Regions from separate parts of the Homo sapiens genome. Here regions 1 and 3 are each linked to region 2. Evidence: chromatin loops called from intact Hi-C (ENCODE). Cell type or tissue: CD14-positive monocyte. All regions are shown on one strand. Each heading gives the region's core, and the rest is flanking DNA. Links, peaks and the distances in the headings are about the cores only.

Region 1 (6,237 bases), core at 1,238-6,237, 86 kb after region 2:
AAATGTCATCTTTTTTTGAAAGTCGCCTTGGAAAAAGGCAATTTGACTGCAGTGAGGCAGAACAGGGAGGTGAACGCCAGCCGCCCTTTATTGACCACAGCCCAACCCCAAGAACAAAATGAAGAGGAGTGCAGTGCTGCCCTGGGCCCCTGGTGATCCCAGGACCGCCTCTCCCAAGGGCTCTATGCACGGTAGAGAAGCCTACAGCACTGCATCTTGGGGTCTAGGTCTCCTCCTCCCTTTCTGTCCCTCTTCCCAGCCCTTTGTCTTCTGCGGGTAACTAAAGATCCCTGAGAACCTCCATGGCTCTGGGGGCAGGAGCCCTCTCCACTGTGCAAGCAGTGGGCTGCTGATTAGCGCAGGGAATAAATAACAGCAAACTAATTATCTCCCTGATTGCGGCTTGCCTCGCTAACACGGCTGGGCTGGGGTGGTGATGCGGCAGTTGAAACTATTCCAAGCATGCTTCTGGGTTCAGGGAAATTTCCATGTGTTTCCAGCCTGGAGACACTTTCCCTTCCCAGATGCTCTGGAGTTCTAAGTGGAGATGTTCCCACTCCTGCTTCACTTTGGAATTGAGAGACTCACCCCAGACAGAATGTTTGTGTCTGTCCCTAGTGGGTGACGGGAGCTGGCTTCTCAGAGAAGCAGGGGAAGGCTTTCAGGGAGGACAGGGGTTGGCCAAGGGCATGGAGAGATGAATCCTCAGGGACCACATACTCCAGCACTTAGCTTCCTAATTACATCTGCTACTCCAACTCCTTGAACTGAGTGCTTCCTATCAGGCCTTCAAGCAAGAGTAGAAAATACAAAGAGCATTGGAGAGCACTGGTCCGGGACTTTAGTCCTACCGTGACTGCCTCTGTGACTTTGGACATAGTCCTTAATCACTCAGGCCCTTCATTCCCTCTTTATGAAATGAGAGAGTTAGGCATCATGACCTCGGAGCTTTGCCCAGCTCTAGAAAAAGCTCTAGAGTCAGCTTTGTGACTCTAGCTCTGAAACTGGACTGCAGTGTTCTCTTGGAGTCCCAGGCTTGGAAAGCGCCCGACACCTCTTGTGGCCACATCTTCAGGTTTTCCTTTCCCCCATATTATTGCATTGTTTCCCATCTTCCCTCGCACTTTACCTGACTTCTCTACTCTCTTGGTCTTGAAAACTTGTCGTGCCTGGAGGGAGAAGGGTGAAGGACATCCTCTTCAGGAAGATGTTAGTTTCCAGCAGCCTGGGACGTGCTAAATTGCTGAACAAGTAGTTATTAGCCTGTGAAAAGACAAGATGTGGGGGTGTCTTTTCCCGGGAGTGGTAACTGTTGCTAGTCTACTGAGTATAGAGGAAGAATCTACTTGCCTCCTAGGCATTTTGGCCCATCCCCAGACTATGGGCCCTGCCACCACCTGCACGTCAATTGCAGAGTCCACTTGTAGGAAATTGAAGGGCTGTCTTCGTTTGCTGGTGAGACTCATCTCTATAGGCTTGGTAAGCTGTCTTCTGCTGGAGGTCAGATGTTAGACAAACCAGGTATTTTCATCTGATAAAGATAAATCCATGAAAAAGCAAACCTAGGTCACAGGTCCCTTAGGAAAGGGAAAGGGAGAAAAGATAGGGCTAATGTTATACTTGGGCTAAAGAGGAAAATATTGCTTGTGGAAAGATAGGGTAACAGCCTCCCAAAGTACTAAGTTCATGCTACCTGGTCTGATCGGATGGGAAGAGATCTCATGTAAGAATCAGAAGGTCACATTCAACATTATGCTTTGTAACTTCTAAAGGGTAAACTTGGACAATTCATTTACTTTTTGCATTGGTTAGGGTGAGCTGACTTATGTGATGAATAACCCCCAGGTCTCTGACTTACCTCAATGGAAGTTAACGTCTCCCTCGCATAACAGTTTAATGCAGGTGTTCACTTGATGGCCTCCCACCGGATGATTCCGAGACCCAGAACGATCCACCTTGTGGCTCTGATCACTGTTACAGGTTTTGGAATCCTCTATTGGAGGATTCTGTATTCCCTGTTTCCAGTCAGCAGACGGGGTAGAGACAGGAAGCATGCAGGATTGTGTGGAAGGTTTTATGGACCAGCTCTAGAAGTGGCATTAATCATTTCTGCCATATTCCACTGGCCAGAACTCTGTCATATGACCACACCTGACTACAAGGGAGGCTAGGAAATGTAGTCAGGCTATGCACCTAGGAGGTAAAAGGAAACGGTTTCATAAAAAACCAATCAATCAGTCTGTGACACATATTATTTGAAGTTTCTGTTCCTAAACTTATCCATTGGGCAAAGGGCCTCTACTTCATCATCTAAATTAGCGTGAATATAAGTTAGGAAAACAGATTTTGAGAGAGCTTAAAAAATTTATAATGTATATATATACATATATATATATACACACATACACATGCACATAATGTGTTTCTCAGATTAATCTAGAATTAACTTCATAAATACTGTCTCTCTTACTCTATTAGAAACACTATATGCTCTATTATTGAAACAAACATATTTGGGTTATAAGACGAGCGTCTCTAAATGACAGTTGGAGTTCAATTCAGTGTGTGAATAAATACTCTGCAATAAATTAAATCCTTAAAAATTATATAATGTGTCCTTTCTCTCCCCTTTCCTTTGATCTGGATTAAGGATTCAGCCAGCACAGATGGTGTGGTCAGTGTGGCTGGAGCCAAGATTTGGCTGGTTCAACCAGCATGTGTGGTGAGTTTGAGGCAGAGAGGGTGGCCTGTGTGGTTAGGAGATTGATTACAAACAGAGGAACTGAGCACACACATAGTAGGTTAAGGATGATGGGAGCTATATTTCTCATAGTTAGTGACAGGAGTTATGTATGTGGAAAGAGAATAAACCCTGTGGTATTCAATCAGAATTGGGGTAATTAATTTGAACTCATGATTTTAATATATGTAAATGTGTGTGTGTACATATCTAACCTAGTCCCATGTATACAAATGAGGGAACTCATTTATGTGCCCTCTCTGAACGATACTAGAAGCAATGATGCCCCAACGGCAGCGAGCACACCAAGCACCCAGATTTTGGCTTCTAAATGCTATTTTCTACTTAGAAAACAAACAAACAAAACAAACAAACAAAAAAAAACCTCCACCAGGACTGATCAGCCTAGAAATTACTAGATGAGCTGGGAATATCTTGTGCTAGAAAGTGAGGAAGTGCTCAGATAATGACAGAAACACATGGAAAGGATGGGGAATCCAACTTGAAGGGGCATGCACAGGCCAAATCTGAGACAATTTAGGCATCAAAATAAATAATTTTGATATCGGGTTACAACTAAAATACGGTAAAATAGGAATGAATGAATAAATAAATAAATAAATGGGGAGAGAGAGCAGGCTTTACCTTATGTTAGAATGCCAATTGATGTATATAGAAAAAAAGCTGCATTTAGAAAATTGCCATCTAGTAACCATCACAGTAATAAACAGTGTAGGAGAGGCTGGGCATGGTGGCTCATGCCTGTAATCCCAGCACTTTGGGAGGCTGATGTGAGTGGATCTCGAGGTCAGGAGTTCAAGACCAGCCTGGCCAACATGGTGAAACTCCATCTCTACTAAAAATACAAAAATTAGCTGAGTGTTGTGGCGGGTGCCTGTAATCCCAGTTAGTCGGGAGGCTGAGGCAGGAGAATCATTTGAACCTGGGAGGCGGAGTTTGCAGTGAGCTGAGATCGTGCCATTGCACTCCAGCCTGTGCAACAAGAGCGAAACTCTATCTCAAAAAAATAAATAAATAAATAAATAAATAATAAATGATGTAGGCAAGAGTCATCAGTGGATGTTATAACTAGGGGGTGAAAGTCTGATGAGGAACATGATTTTTACACAATCTTAGTGTCTCCCCACAAGTACTTGATTGATGAGTACACAATACTATTAGTTGACTTTACAGTGGAAAAACTTAGCTGACATTATCTTAGCCAAGCGATAAAAGTTAACATCTCCAGGCCAGGCATGGTGGCTCATGTCTGTAATCCCAGCACTTTGGGAGGCTAAGGCGGGCAGATCACCTGAGGTCAGGAGTTCAAGACTAGCCTGGCCAACATAGCGAAACCCTGTCTCTACTAAAAATACAAAAATTAGCCAGGTGTGGTGGTATGGGCCTGTAGTCCTAGCTACTTGGGAGCCTGAGGCAGGAGAATTGCTCGAACCTGGGAGGCGGAGGTTGCAGTGAGCCAAGATCATGCCACTGCACTCCAGCCTGAGCAACAGAGTGAAACCCCATTCCCCCCCACCCCAAAAATAATAAAGTTAACATCCCCAGTAACAGGATAGGACAACTTGACATTGTGTAACTCTTGTTGAGATGAACTGAGAACATGGCCTCACTTCTGCAGTATTCCTGACAAAATGCATAACCAGAAACTACTCATAAGGAAACATCAGCCCAACCCCAATTGAGGGATATTCTACAAAGTTTCCAGGCTGGATTCTTCAAAAATATTAAGTTCAAGACAAGGAAAGATAGGAAATGTTCCAGACTGAAGAAGACTAAAAAGACATGACAACTAAATAGAACACATGATCCTGGATTAATGCCTAGACCTAAAAACAATGTTACTAGAATTATCAGTGAGGCCAGCACAGTGGCTTATACCTGTAATCTCAGTACTTTGGGAGGCTGAGGTGGGTGGATCACTTGAGGCCGGGAGTTTGAGACTAGCCTAGGTAACAGCGAGACTTCATCTCTACAAAAAATACAAAAAAACTAGCCAGTCATGGTGGTGTGCACCTGAAGTGACAGCTACTCAGGGGATTGAGGTGGGAGGATCGTTTGAGCCTGGGAGGTCAAGGCTGTAGTGAGCCATGATCATGTCACTGCATTTCAGCATGGGCAACAGAGTAAGACCCTGTCTCCAAAAGAAAAAAAAAAGGATTAGTGAAATTTGAATGGGGTCTCTGGATTAGCCAGCAGTTCTGTGTCAATGTTACTTTACTGACTGAGATGTTGTATTTTGGTTATGTAGGAGAACGTCCTTGTTTTTGGTAAATACACACTGAAGTGTTAAGGGGTAATAGGGCATCATGTCTATAGTGTACTCGCCAATGGATCAGAAATTACGTATATGTGATGTATACATATGAGAGAAAGAGAGAGAGAACACATACAAAACAAACTGAGGGTCGGGCACTGTGGCTCACGCCTGTAATCCCAGCACTTTGAGAGGCTGAGGCAGGTGGATCACTTGAGTCCAGGAGTTTGAGGCCAGGCTGGGCAACATGGTGAAAACCCACCTCTACAAGAAAAATACAAAGATTAGCTGGGTGTGGTGGTGCATGTCTGTAGTCCCAGCTACTTGGGAGGCTGAGGTGGGAGGATGGCTTCATCCTGGGAGGTGGCGGTTGTAGTGAGCCCAGATCGCACCACTGCACTCCAGCCTGGGTGACAGAGTGAGACCCCATCTCAAAAAACAAAAGCAAAATAAAAAAAAAAAGTTGAGGAACTGGGTGGAAGGGATGCAGGAACAGGGGTTCTTTGTATCTTTCTTGCAACTTTTCTGTTGATTTGAAATAATTTCAAAATAACAAATGAAAGAAACATCCACAGCATACAGAACACCTGTGCCTTTGGACTCCTGCAGGAGAGACACTTATAAGAGTTGGAAGTTAACAAGAGGTCAGAAGCAGCAAAGCATCATAGAAGGTGAACAGGATTTGGAATAAATGACATGGATTCGGTCCTAATTTTGTTACTTATTAGCTGGATGATCTGCAAGAAAGCGTTTCACCTTTCTGAGCCTGACGATAGTAATAATCTCACAAGAGTGCTGTGTGGCTTAAATTATTAAATAATGTATGTGATGGTGCTTATTAAAAACACTATTGCAAATATAAATCATTAGTAGTATCTCCCTTCTCCCAGAAAACTACAACTAATGAATGTAAAACTGTCCCTTCAGTCCCCACATCTCTTTCAGTTCTTCATTCAGCTGCCATTTCAGAGAGATGTAAGAACTTGCTTATAGACTGAGAATGGAAGAGGCCGGCACCTAGGAAGAGGCACAGTTGACGGCGAAGCCACCAGGGATGGCCACAATGCATGCATCTGTGTCCATGTGTGCTCATGTGTGTGCACACACACATCCTGGAAGCCTCGGTTTCAGGCGTCTTCTCTGTGAGCAGAGACCCTGTGGGGATGGATGCATGCTATTATAGATTCATAAACATCTGCTCGTGTGGCCTGGGTAGTCCCTT
Region 2 (7,828 bases), core at 1,640-6,639:
GGACCCCGCCCATGAAACCATTTTTCTCTCCTAGACCTCCAGGCCTGTGATGAGAGGGGCTGAGGTGAAGACCTCTGACATTCCCTGAAGACATTTTCCCCATTGTCTTGGTGATTAACATTTGGCCCTTCATTACTTATGCAAATTTCTGCAGCTGGATTGGATTTCTCCTCAGAAAATGTGTTTTTCTTTTCTATTGCATCATCAGGCTGTACCTTTTCTGAATTTTCATGCTCTGTTTCCTCTTGAAGCCTCTTCCACTTAGGAATTTCTTCTGGCAGATACCTAAATCATCTCTCTCAAGTTCAAAGTTCCACAGATCTCTTGGGCAGGGGCAAAATACCACCAGTCTGTTTGCATAGCAAGAGTGAACTTTACTTCAGTTCCCAACAAGTTTCCCATCTCCATCTGAGACCACCTCAGCCTGGACTTTGTTGTCCATATCATTATCAACATTTTGGTCAAAGCCATTCTACAAGTCTCTAGGAAGTTCCAAACTTTCCCACATTTTCCTATCTTCTTCTGAGCCCTCCAAACCATTCTACCCTCTGCCGTTTCCCAGTTCCAAAGTCGCCTCCACATTTTTGGGTATTTTTACAGCAACACCCCACTCTACCAGTACCAATTTACTGTATTAGTCTGTTCTCATGCTGCTAATAAAGACATACCCGAGGCTGGGCGCAGTGGCTCACACCTGTAATCCCAGCACTTTGGGAGGCCGAGGTGGGTGGGTCACGAGGTCAGGAGTTCGAGACCAGCCTGGCCAAGATGGTGAAACCCCACCTCTACTAAAATTACAAAAATTAGCTGGTTGTGGTGGCAGGTGCCTGTAATCCCAGCTACTCGGGAGGCTGAGGCAGAGAATTGCTTGAACCCAGTAGGCAGAGGTTGCAGTGAGCCAAGAACACACCACTGCATTCCAGCGTTGGTGACACAGCAAGATTCTATCTCAAAAAAAAAAAAAAAAAAAAAAAAAGACATACCTGAGACTGGGTAATTTATAAAGGAAAGAGGTTTAATGGATTCACAGTTCCACATGACTGGAGAGGCCTCACAATCATGGCAGAAGGCAAAGGAGAAGCAAAAGCACATCTTAATACATGGCAGCAAGCAAGAGGGCATATGCAGGGAAACCCCCCTTTATAAAAGCATCAGACCTTGTGAGACTTATTCACTATCATGGGAAAGACTCGCCCCCATGATTCAATTACCTCCCACCAACTCCTTCCCACCACACACGGGAATTACGGGAGCTACAATTGAAGATGAGATTTGGGTGGGGACACAACCAAATCATATCAATTGCCCCCTACTCAATTCATACATTGAAGACCTAACCTCCAGTAGCTCAGATTGACCTTATTTGGAAACAGGATTGTTGCACATGTAATTAGTAAAGATGAGTTTATACTGGAGTAGGGTAGACCTGTAATTCACTCTGACTAGTGTTCTTATAAGCAGATGGCCACGTGAAGACAGATACACAGTGTGAACACCATGTGAAAATAAAGGCAGAGATCAGGGTGACAACAGAAGCTAAGAGAGAGGCATGGAACAGATTCTCCTTCATAGCTCTCAGAGGGAACCAACCTTGCTGACACCATGATCTCAGACATCTAGCCTCAGAACTATGAGACAATGCATTTCTATTGTTTAAGCCACCACGTTTGTGGTACTTATGTTATGGCAGCGCTAGGAAACTAATACCATCACATAAATGGAGTGGCCACAGTGGCAGGGATAGAGGCTATGTATGGGCTCCAACTTTCCAAGGCTGATCTAGCTACTGATGATCTTTACTGTCAGCATCAAAGACTAATGCAGAGTCCCCAATATTGGCACTATTGAGACCAACTGGCCACTTGGTGACAAGTTGACAATACTAGGTCTCTTCTACTTCTGGGGGTTTCAATAGTTCATTCTCACAGTGATGGATGTCTAATCTGGGTATGGGTTTTCTTTTCCTGCCCACAAGTCCTCAGCCAGGGTTTAAAATATGGAGTTTAAAATACGGGTTTAAAGTATGGGGGTTTACAGAATGAGTGCCTGATCCACAAGCATAAAATTTTTTGTAACATAGCATCCAACCAGGGGACTTGCTTCATGGTAAAAGAGGAGCGGGAGTGGGCCTGTGGTCATGACATCCACTGATCATGCCATCATACCATACCATCCAGAAAAATCTGGCACTTTAAAGGGCTGGAATGAGGTTTTTTGTTTGTTTGTTTTTGTTTTTGTTTTTTTTCCTGAGGCAGCTCACTTTGTCGCCCAGGCTGGAGTGCAGTGGTGCCATCTCAGCTCACTGCAGCCTTGATCTCTCAGGCTCAAGCCATCTTTCCACTTCAGCCTCATGAGTAGCTGGGACTATGGGCATGTGCCACCACACCCAGCTAATTTTTAAAAAAATTTGTAGAGACAAGGCCGGGCAGGGTGGCTCATGCCTATAATCCCAGCACTGTGGGAGGCCGAGGTGGGTGGATCACGAGGTCAGGAGATTGAGACCATCCTGGCTAACACGGTGAAACCTTGTCTCTACTAAAAATACAAAAAATTAGCTGGGCGTGGTGGCAGGCGCCTGTAGTCCCGGCTACTCGGGAGGCTGAGGCAGGAGAATGGGTTGAATCCAGGAGGCGGAGCTTGCAGCAAGCTGAGATGGCGCCACTGCACTCCAGCCTGGGCGACAGAGCAAGCGACAAGAGTGAGACCCCATCTCAAAAAAAAATTTTTTTGTAGAGACAAGCCCTCACCATGTTGGGCAGGCTGGTCTTTAACTCCTTGGCTCAAGTGATGCTCCTGCCTCAGCCTCCCAAAATGTTGAGATTACAGGCATGAACCATCACAACCAGCCTGGAGTGACTTTCTAAAGGCACGGGTGACGTTACACTCAGAGGCAACACTCTGAAAGAATTGGATGCTATCATTCTGGATTTGTTATATACATTAAATCAGAGGCCTTTGTAATTCTGTCATAGTTTGTTTTCTGTTGCTGTAGCAGAAAACCACAGACTAGGTAGTTTACAAAGAAAAGAAATTTATTTCTTACCGTTCTAGAAACCAGGAGGTCAAAGAATATGGTGCTGCCATCTGGCGAGGTCGTTCTTGTTGTGTCATAACATGACAGCATCGCATGGTGAGAGGGCAGGAGCATGTGTGTCAGCTCAGGTCTCTCTACCTCTTCTTTTAAAGCTACCAGTCCCATTATGGGGGCCTCACCTTGATAACTTTATCTGATTCTAATTACCTCCCAAAAGCCTTACTTCCAGATGCCATCAACATATGAATTTAGAAATTAAGTTTTGTTTTGTTTCAAGACAGAGTCTCGTTCTGTTGCCCAGGCTGGAGTGCAGTGGCGCGATCTCCGCTCACTGCAAGCTCCGCCTCCCAGGTTCACGCGATTCTCCTGCCTCGGCCTCCTGAGTAGCTGGGACTACAGGCGCCCGCCACCACGTCCGGCTAATTTTTTGTATTTTTAGTAGAGACTGAGTTTCACTGTGTTAGCCAGGATGGTCTCGATCTCCTGACCTCGTGATCTGCCCACCTCGGCCTCCCAAAGTGCTGGGATTACAGGCGTGAGCCACCGCACCTGACCGAAATTAAGTTTTTAATACATGAAATTTGGAGGACACATTCAAACCACAGCAGGCCCTAATAGGAAAAATACTTGGGTCCACTAACCAAGGAGTAGATGTGGGAATAGCCCCACTTCTCTTCACTATCAATGACCCAGTAGAAGATTTTGTGCTTCCCATACTCACAAATGTGGGATCTGTAGGGCTGGAGGTCCTAGTCCCCAAAGAGGTTATGCTCCTATTAGGGATCACAGCAAGGGTCCCATCGAACTACAAGCTATGGCTGCTGCTGGGCATTTTAGACTCCTTATGACCAGATATCAGGAGGCAAAAAGAGGAGTCACCATCATGACAGGAGTAATTGACCCTGATCAGTAAGAGGAGATAGTGCTGCTTTTTACAGAGCTGATGTGATTCCACTTGGGCATCTCCTGATACCTTCTTGCTCCATGTGGCTGAATGAATACATGCAGCAAATCTGGCCTGAGAAGGGTATGGTTAACAGGAGCCCAGACCACCATATAAACCACCAAGACCTGCTAAGGTGATAACGGACGGTGAGGGGAATTTGGTGTAGATAGTGGAGGAGAGAGAGGATCAGTAACAACTGTGGCCCCCAGACAAGTTGCTATAGTTTGTCACACTAACCTTCGTCATCAAGTTTTCCTTTAGCAAGAAAGGCCCATGGGAACCATAGAAAAATTTCTTCCCAAACCTGTGTGAAAAAGTAGATCTGTCGGGCTCAAAGAGTGGGCTGTAGTGGTTATGAAAGTGGGCCTCTCAGATTTCCTGCTATGGGAGAATAGTTCATTGATGACCCCGACTGCTGACCTTCTGGATCAACCAATGTGTTTGCAGCTGAGGCCATGCTTCTTAGGAACTATTTTTAGCCAGTGACTAAGCATGGTGGGGTACTAATACAGGCTCATTGGGACTTCTCTAATGAGTCACTTTGGTTCAAAGCTCAGAGGGAAATTTAGAGAAAGAAGCAGCAAATTTAATGCAAAGAAAACAAAGGAAAGGAAATAAACATTAGAAATCAATGAAATAGAATGCAGGTATCCGAGAGAGAAAATCAACAAAACCAAAACTTATCTTCTAAAACAGAAATGAAAATTCATCAACTCTTACCAAGGGTGATCAAGAAAATGTGAAAGAAAACACATTACCAATATCAGCAATTAAAAAGGGGGACATCATTATAGGTCCTGTAGACATTAAGAAATACAGGAGGATACTATAAACAACTTTCTACCGTTAGAGTTGACAATTAAGATGAAATGGAAAATCTTAGTGAAAAACAAAATTTACCAAGACCAAAACCAGAATAAATAGAAAATTTTATATTTTAGAAGAATTGAATTCATAATTCAAACCTTCCTACAAAGAAAACTCCAGATGGCTTCACTGGTGAATTCTTTCCAAGATATATTCTGCTTTTAGAAAGGCATAAACGACATATTCATACTTTCTAATGCTTGTATATTACATGCTCTATTCGTGGCTTAACTTCCCCCTGCTTCCGTGCATCATTCATTGAACACCTACTATGTTTCAGGGCATGATGCTAAGTGTTATAAATACAAAGATGAATGAAGAGTTTTTTGGTGGGGGAGGGACTTTGAGGTTGATGGAAGAAGAAGATATATATAATGTAAATGTAGCGAATTCTGTGCTAATGATGATATGTATAAAGTACTATGAGAGATTGTGATGAATCCAGGGAAGAGAAGGCTTCCCAGGCATGAGGGGTGAAAAAATATGGCATGTGGTATAGGCATAAAAATGACTAGAAAATAAAAGACATCCCTTCTCAGTCTTCCTTACTGAATCTTCTCCTCATATTCCCTTAATTTTTTTGATTACTCAAGTCCTGTCCTTGGTTTCTGTTTTTCACTCTCCCCAAGCAGTTTTATCTACTCTCACATTTGCCCCTTTCATATACAAGTTAGTCATTCCAAAATCTGTGTTTCCAGCCTCTACCTCTCTATTGAGCTCCAGGCCCAAATGTCCAAATACCTACAGAACTCACCTACGCAAGAATTTTGCCCTCACACTATGCCATCTCCTGCGTCACCAAATTCCCTCCCTTAAAAAAAATCCTTCTCTTGATTGCATGTGTCTCTCCAGCTACTACACCATTTCTCGGCTCCTCTTTGTGTAGTGAAACTTCTCACTTTCTTTGTTTCTTTGTTAAAAGTGAGGTTTTTATCCCCATTACTTTTTTGAGACTGTGCTTATCAAGGTCACCAATAACCTTCATGTTGCCTAATTCAGTTCTTAACCTACTTGACTAAATGGCAGCATCTGACTAGTTGATCATTTTCTCTTTCTTGAAGGACTGTCCTTCCCTGGCCTCCACCCTATACTGATTTTCTTCTCACTTCAGTGGCCACTCCTCTGTCTCTTCATTGGATCCTCTTTCTTTTCTCAACCTTTAATTATTGGGGATTCTAGTGTTCCATCCCCAGACTTCTACTAATTTTTTTCTTATACTCATTTCTTAGAAAATCTTAACCAACTCTGTCATTTTAAATATCATCTATATGTTAGTGATTCCAAAACATGTATATCTGCAACCTCTCCCCTGAACTCCAGACTCATATCTCCACTGGCTACTCCACTTGGATGTCTAACAGTATTCCAAACTAAATGTGTCCAAACCAAGTCTTTGATTCCTTGCTGCCCAAACCTTCAGCCTTCTCCATATCAGTAAATAGTTCTACCATTCGCCCTGTTGCTCAGGCCAGAAATCATCATGGACTCCTCTGTTTCTAATACGCTCTTTGATCCACTAGCACATCCATCATCCTACCTTCAAAATATATTCCAAATCTGATTGACTAGTTCTTACCACCTTGATCACTGTTACTCTCATCCAAACCACTATCATCTCTCACCTAGATCCCTTCCTCCTAACTGGCTATCCTACTTCCACTCTCCCCCAACTATATTCTGAATGATCCTTTTACAGTGTAAGTTAGGATATGCCACTCCCCTGTTCAGAACTCTCCAGTGATTCATGTCACACTTAAAATAAAATCTAAAATTCTTTCTACAGTCTGCAAGGCCCTAATGATCTGGCCTCTTGCTACATTCTGACCTTATGTCCTTCCACTCTCCCCTTCCTTTTTTTGTACTTCAGCCATACTAGCTTCATTGTTGTTTCTCAAACATATGCCAAGCACATTGCTGCCTCTGGACCTTTATACTTGTTTACTTTAGAAATACTCGTTCCACAAATATGCTTATGGCCCATTTCCTCACACCATTCAGGTCTCTGTTCAAATGTTACCTCCTCAGGGGGACCACCCTATCTAAAATAACTCTTTGATTTGCTGTGCTTTTAGTCTACTCTATTTTTTCCCTAGCTTATAACCCTACAGGAGTTATATCATGTACACATCTGTTTATTGAATATTATCTGCCTCCCATATTAGAATGTAATTTCCATAAAGGCAAGGAATTTATCCATTTTGTTCAGTCACCAAGTCCTATCTATTCTACCTCTTTAAAATATCTTCTAGCTGAGCATTGTATAATCCCAACACTTTGGGAGGCTGAGGTGGAGGATCACTTGAGCCCAGGAGTTTGAGACCAGCCTGGGCAACATAGACCCTGTCTCTACAAAAAAATAAAATAAATTTTTAAAAAATCTTCAGTTCATCTTCTTTCCATTCCTACTACCTCTGTCTTAATTCAGTTGCCATCATCACTTGCTTGGACTATTACAGTATTCTTCTACTTGATTTTGTACCTTTGTTTTCTTCTATCCAGGCCATTCTCCCACACTACTACAAATCTGATAGCACTATAGTTGATATCTGTTCATGCCTCTCCCCTACCTAAAACCCTTTGTAAGGGATACCCTCTTTGCATATTGGATAAAGTCAGTCCCTTAACACAGCATCCAAGGCAATTTCTAGCCACTTATTCTGCTACCTCCTTGCCTTTCCTCTCTAGCAGTCCAAAATGCTTATATCTCATGTGTTTCTTGCCTCTGTCCTTGGAACATGCTGGTTCTTTTCTCTTAAATGTCCTTTCCTGACTCTCACAAAGATAAATATTACCTCCTCTGGCCATGCTTCTATTGCATTTATTATACTGTGCTTGATTTTTTTTAATACTTACATGAATGTCCCATTCATGTGACACTGTGAGCTTCTTAAAGGGAGAAAATTGTGTCTTATTTAGGGCACAGCTCCTGTCACAGAGTCAGGGACAGATGGAGATGGGAGTAAGGCACAGGAAGTGTTCAA
Region 3 (6,237 bases), core at 1,238-6,237, 340 kb after region 2:
GGAGGCTGAGGCAGGAGGATTGTTTGAGGTCAAGAGTTTGAGACCAGCCTGGGCAACAAAGTGAGACCCTGTATCTACAAAAAGAAAAAAAATTAGCCGGACATGGTGGCGCATGCTTGTAGTCCCAGCTACTCAGGAGGGTGAGGTGGGAGGATTGCTTGAGCCCAGGAGTTTGAGGCTGCAGTGAGCTGTGATCATGCCACTGCACTCCAGCCTGGGGGACAGCAAAAGACCCTGTCTCTAAAACAAATACATAAATAAAAACAAAGTTTGGCTTCTTTTCCCAGTCTCCATTTGTCTCCTCTGTCTGGGTGGGATGGAGTAGCTGAGAGGGCAGACCTCCTGCCACGAACGGACCTCTTCCAGATGGAAGAGAGGCCTGCTCCTCCAGGGCTCCCCTCCTCTGAACCACCTCCCTTCCTGGTCTCAGTAAAGCCATTCCCACATCTTCCAGTGGTCCCTGCGTTAGTCTGTTCAGGCTGCTATAGCGAAATAGCATAGACTGGGAAGTATACAAACAACAGAAATTTGTTTCTCACAGTTCTGGAGGCTGGGAGGTCCAAAATGAAGGTACCTGTAGATCTGGAGTCTGGTGGGGGCTTACTGTCTAATTCATAGAAGGCACCTTCTCACTGTGTCCTCACATGGTAGAAGGGCAACACAGCTCTCTGGCATCTCTTTTATAAGGGCACTAATCCATTTTATCAGAGCACTTACTCACCTCACAAAGGTCCCATCCCTAATACCATCGCCTTGGGGTTAAGGTTTTTTTTTTTTTTTTTTGAGACGGAGTCTTGCTGTGTCTCCCAGGCTGGAGTGCAGTGGTGTGATCTCAGCTCACTGCAAGCTCCGCCTCACGGGTTCCCGCCATTCTCCTGCCTCAGCCTCCCGAGTAGCTGGGACTACAGGTGCCCGCCACCACACCCGGCTAATAGAGACGGGGTTTCACCGTGTTAGCCAGGATGGGGGGTTAAGGTTTTAACATATGAATTTTGGGGAGACACAAACATTCAGACCATAGCCTTCTGCCCTGGCCCACCAAAATTTATGTCCTTCTCACATGAAAAGTATATTGATTTCATTTCAATAGTCCCAAATGTCTTACTCATTCTAGCATCAACTTTAAAGTTTAAATCCAAAGTCTCATGTAACTATCAAATAAAACAGATATAAGTGAGACTCAAGGTATTTGTCTCCAGCTATGAACCTGTGAAATCAAGCAAGTTATGTGCACTCAAAATACAATGGGGGAGATGGGTGGAGGATAGACATTCCCATTCCGAAAGGGAGCAATAGGAAGGAAAGAAGGGATACCAGGTCCCAACCAAATCCAAAACCCAACAGGGCAAACAACATGAAATCTCAAGGCTGGAGAATACTCTCTGGCTGATGCTCTGCCCTCTGGACACTGGGGTAGGGGTTGGGCCCTCAGAGCTCCAGGTGGCCCTGCCCCCATAGCTTTGCTGGGCACTGCCTATGTTCCATCTCTCACAGGTTGTAGTTGGGTGCCTGTGGCTCTCTCAGGCTGGAATTGCACGCTGGTGGGTCTATGGTCTGGGATCTTGGTGTTGGCCCACCCCCATGGCTCTATTAGGTATTGCCCTGTTGGGGACTCTCTGTAGAGGTCCCACCCTTGCCATAACTCTCTGTCTGGTCACATAACTGAGGCTCCTAGTGGCTCCATTCTTCAGGATCTAGGTGAAGGTAGCCATGCCCCCACAGCTCATGCACATTGACAGGAATGGCACTTCATGGAGCTGCCAAGGTTTATCACCTGTGCCCTGCAGAGGGGTGGCCACCTTAGCTTGTGTTGTACCTAGGCCCACTAGAGCCATACGTGGGGTGGCCAACGAGTACTCTGCTAAAGTGCGGGGAGTGGAGCCTTGAAATCTTTCTGTCCCCCAAGCCCTTGCACTCTGGGCCTGTGGTGGGAGGGGCAATTCTGATAATCTCCAAAATATTTTTGGGGACAGCCTTCCATTGCCTTCATCAATAGCACCTGGCTTCCCTTGAGATGGCCTATCCGTACCAATCCCTTTCTCAAATCACTGTGGGGCCACATTCTTGGTGTTTTCTATGAACACACTTTCACATTCTTTTCAAAATGGATAGGTTGAGAATTTTCCAAAATTTTAAATTCTGCTTCCCTTTTGATTAGCAATTCTATCTTCAGATCATCTCTCTCTTCTCAAATGTTACTATAAGCACTCAAGAGAAGCCAAGCTGCACCTTCAACACTGCTTAGAAATTTACTCATTCAAATATCCCATTACATCATTTACAAATTCTACCTTCCACAAAACACCATGACACAAACTTAATGCAGCCAAGTTCTTTACTACTTTCTAATAAGTATTGTTTTTCCTCTAGTTTTCAGTAAAACATTCCTCATTTCTGAGACCTTACCAGAATGGCTTTTACCATCCATATTTCTACCAATAGCCTGTTCATGACCACTTAGGTAACCTCTAAGAAGATTGAGGCTTTCTCTACAACTCTCCACACCAGAACTGCTCTTAACAGTCCATTCATGGCAATGGTTAGGCTTTTTCTAGGATGCACTTCCAAACTCTTTCAGCCTCTACCCATTATCTAGTTCCAAAGCCACTTCCACATTTTAGGTATTTGTTACAGTAGCATCCCACTCCTGGTACTAATTTTCTGTTTTAGTCCATTCAGGTTGCTATAACAAAATGCTATAGACTAGGTAGCTCATAAACCACAGAATTTATTTCACAATCCTGGAGGCTAGGAAGTCCACAATTAAGACACTGGCAGATTTGGTGTCTGGTGAGGGAATGCTTTCTTGTTCATAGATGGTACCTTCTCGGTGTGTTCTCACATGGTCAAAGGGCAAGACAGCACTCTGAGGTCTCTTTTATATGGTCACTAATCACCTCACCAAGGCCCCACCACCTAATGCCATCATCTTGGGCACTGGGAATTTAACATATGGGTTCTGGGGGTAGGAGGACACAAACATTTACACCAAAGCTGACTCCTTCTCAGCAATCATCCAGTCCTTTTAAATTGGGACACTAACCTTTTTCTTGCCAGCAATCATTTTAAAAAATCAATTTAAAATAATAAAAATTATAGTAAATACCATAATAGCAGAGAAGGATATGTAAAAATTAAAAATGTTCTACCCATCACCCTTTTCCTTTGCCTCATCTTATTCCCCAAGGAACCACTCTTAACAATTTCTTATTTATCCCTAAGATATTTCTATGTATATAGACAAGCACGTATAGCTACAAGTCACTATATGTGCTTTGTAAAAAATATATACAAATGGGATCATATCATAACAATAATGTAACCGTGTTATTTTGCAGCTTGCTTTTTTCACTTAATGTCAGATCTTGGACCTCTTTTTCATGTCGATATCTGTAGATCTACTCATTTTTTTTGTAGTGACTATAAAAAGTTCATTGTAAAGATGTGACTGACCAGTTCCTTTTTTAATGGAGATTTATGCTGCTTAGGTTTTGCTAAGGCAAACAGTTCTAAGATGAACAACTATGTTTGTAAATTAATTGCCAGCTGACTAATAATGTGTGTGTTTAAAATGTGAACATGTGTTCCCAGATTGCCTTTCAAAAACACTATAACAATTTATAGTCCCACTAATAGTGTATGAAAATGCCCATTTCCTTATATTTGCACCAACACTGATACTATCAAACTTTTAAATCTTTGCTAATTTGACAGATGAAAAATGGTAAAAATTTAAAAATTTTGAAAATTTAAATGCCTTTAAAAGTAAGGCTGAGCATTTAAAAAAATATATCTTGGCTATTTAAACTTCTTTTTCTTTCTTTTTTGTGAATCCCATGTGTAGAGGGATTTTTTGAGACAGCTATTCTTTTTCTCACTGATTTGTAGAAGCTCTTTGTGTATTAAGGAAATGTCTCTAAAATTCATTTTCTTAGTTCTTTCACTACAAATTCTATGTTTTAAAAGGTTTTGTTAAATAGCAGTTGCCAAGTTATTAGTTCTTTTTCTGTTTTCTCCATCTGACCCATGTATACTTAACCTCAAATATTTATCTGTACAGATAGCCAATGTTTCTGCATTGAGTTGATGTAATTCCAGCCAAAAGCAAAGCATTGGAATTTTTGTTAATCCCAGAAATCTCACCATGGCTAAATGTAGAGTATCCATTGGTTTTCTGAAATATTTTAAGTGGTTCAAGGAACCCTGGAGGCCTGGGGCCCTGGATGGGAGCCACAGCCTCTGATTTAGCCCTTTAGCTAGCACTTCCTTGGGCCAGCCCAGCTCACTCAAGCCAGCAGTTTGGTCAGCACCTGTGTGCACCCCTCTGGCCAGCTGTGGATTCTTCTATTCAGGTGAATGGGCCGGGTGTTTGCATATTTTCCCCTTTGTTTATAGGCACTTATAGATGTGAGTCCCTTTTCCCTTTAGCAGATGGTCCCTGAGGCAGGACTGAACCTGCCCTAGGCCAGCCCCAGTGGGACTTTACTGGGGGTTAAGGAGGAGATGGAGGAGTGCGGTGTGGGGCGGACAGAATGGGGCTCACCCTTAGAGCCTCCCAGCTGGCCCCCACCCCCGCTGCCCATCCTTCAGCCTCCCTACTTTCTTGAAGAAATGTTGCCAGACCCATGTCCTATTCCCTTAAGGGTAGGTGTGGGCCTCTGGGCAAGTTGGGAGGGGGTTTGCAGAGCCCCAGATTGGAGAGTGGAAGGCTGGACACCACTCTCCAAATATGGGCCTGTGTGTCCTAAGTAGGCGTTAGAGGCATAGATGGGTGGTGGGGAGGGGGTGTCCTGGGAAGGGGAGGTAGCTTTCAGGCTTCTGGAAACTCACCCCCCAATCTAAAGGCAGCTTCACTGTGTTCGGGATTGTGTGTGGGGTAAGGTGGTAGTGCTGAGCTTGCAGGTGTTGGGGTGGGAGAAGAAGAGAGGCCAGAAACCTGCCCCTGATTCCTGACCTGTCTGAGCCTCTGCGGCTGACTTAGAGGCTTCCGGGTTTGTTTGTTGTTTTAACCCAGGGCTGACTTTTAAGAGACTGCCACATTCCTAAGGGATTGGCAAGTGAAGGTGATGAATGGGGTTGGCAGGAGGCAGAGTCTGAGGAAGTCAACAAGAACTCCAAGTTGACGCCCGGGAGCCCAGGTTCCCAGTGCTGTGGCCAGGCGTCCTGTCGGAGGACTGGTACCCCCGCTGACCCTGGTGGGTGGGGAAGGAGACCTTGGGCTCTGAAAAATCCCCTTTCTCTTCCCATGAATGTCCCCCAGCCTTCCTGGGCTGCTCTGTGGGCATTAGGGTTGGCCCTGTTCTTTGCCTCGGGTCACAGCTCTCCTGCCCCACTGGGGCGACCCAAGCCTGGGAGTGGGCACAGCAAGGGTAAGGGCTGAGGCTGGCAGACCTGGGTCTGTCCCCTGGAAATATGCCTCGGTGGCAAATGACTCCCCAGAGATGCCTGAGATTTTTCTTTTCTTTCTTTCTTTTTTTCTTTGCTTTGTAATTAGTATATTAAGGAGACAATACATTTCAAGAATTACTTAAATTCTGATACCCAGATTTAAGCATGTGAACATATGATGAGACCTTTAAACACACAATTAAAGCTATTCATCAGAATTTGTTATACTACCAACATTGCAGTTACTTTGGAGCGTAAGTCAAATGGTTTAAAGTAATCCTGTAACATACCTAAGGAACACCTCCCTATATTACGCGTGCAAATTCCTTCTCCATGTAAAGGTCTTTTCACTTTAATTTCTACGTTACTTTTTCTTTAAAGCAGGGCTGGTGAGATGACATAGACTGTACCTGCTCTGACTTCCATGAAACCTTATTTCATTGGCTCCATTTGCCCCGCCTGAGCCCAAATGGAGTCTCTGAGGAGGGAGCGAGAAAGAGCTGCTCATTCTTCCAAATGTTCTGCTTTGGTCTGCAGGAAAATTATCTCACTAAATATACAAATCTATCTTGACAATGCAATTGAATGGCCCTCCCATGTACAGTGCGATGCAATAGGTGTATTCCTCCCATTTCCTCTATCCCGGGCCCCAGCAAAACCATCACAGCCAGACTGAGGGGACACCAGTCCTGACATTTGGGACATGGTAGTGAAGAATGTGGCTTCTGAGCCAAGCAGATGAAGGGCAGACTTGGCCACACACAGGAGCTGACTTCATGGACTGGTTCCCCATCTGTAAGTGGGAACCACTCTGCTCAGGCTGCCACGGAGATGAAGTCCCAGCAGGTG

What was found. Peaks named below come from ENCODE experiments on the same cell type or tissue, not always from the same donor. Only the 100,000 strongest peaks of a DNase experiment are listed, where the experiment ranks them.
Region 1: it touches region 2 in a loop (2.8-fold over the local background); 53 of 110 quality-filtered maps call a loop at or near these places.
Region 3: it touches region 2 in a loop (7-fold over the local background); 2 of 110 quality-filtered maps call a loop at or near these places.

Annotation. Positions count from the first base shown.
Region 1 is chr1:109,521,195-109,527,431 of GRCh38, forward strand. LOC105378893 (a long non-coding RNA gene) reads right to left here and starts at 1,257. Exons shown (of 3, transcript XR_001738179.2): 1 at 1,130-1,257. RefSeq lists an enhancer at 5,933-6,237. In CD14-positive monocyte, for the core only: no CTCF peak of the experiment used is centred there; no DNase peak of the experiment used is centred there.
Region 2 is chr1:109,434,568-109,442,395 of GRCh38, forward strand. No RefSeq gene overlaps it. Among named protein-coding and RNA genes, the nearest start is that of PSMA5, 12 kb to the left of the region's middle. In CD14-positive monocyte, for the core only: no CTCF peak of the experiment used is centred there; a DNase peak (open chromatin) is centred at 4,464; H3K27me3 peaks cover 189 bases.
Region 3 is chr1:109,778,504-109,784,740 of GRCh38, forward strand. No RefSeq gene overlaps it. Among named protein-coding and RNA genes, the nearest start is that of EPS8L3, 18 kb to the left of the region's middle. In CD14-positive monocyte, for the core only: no CTCF peak of the experiment used is centred there; no DNase peak of the experiment used is centred there.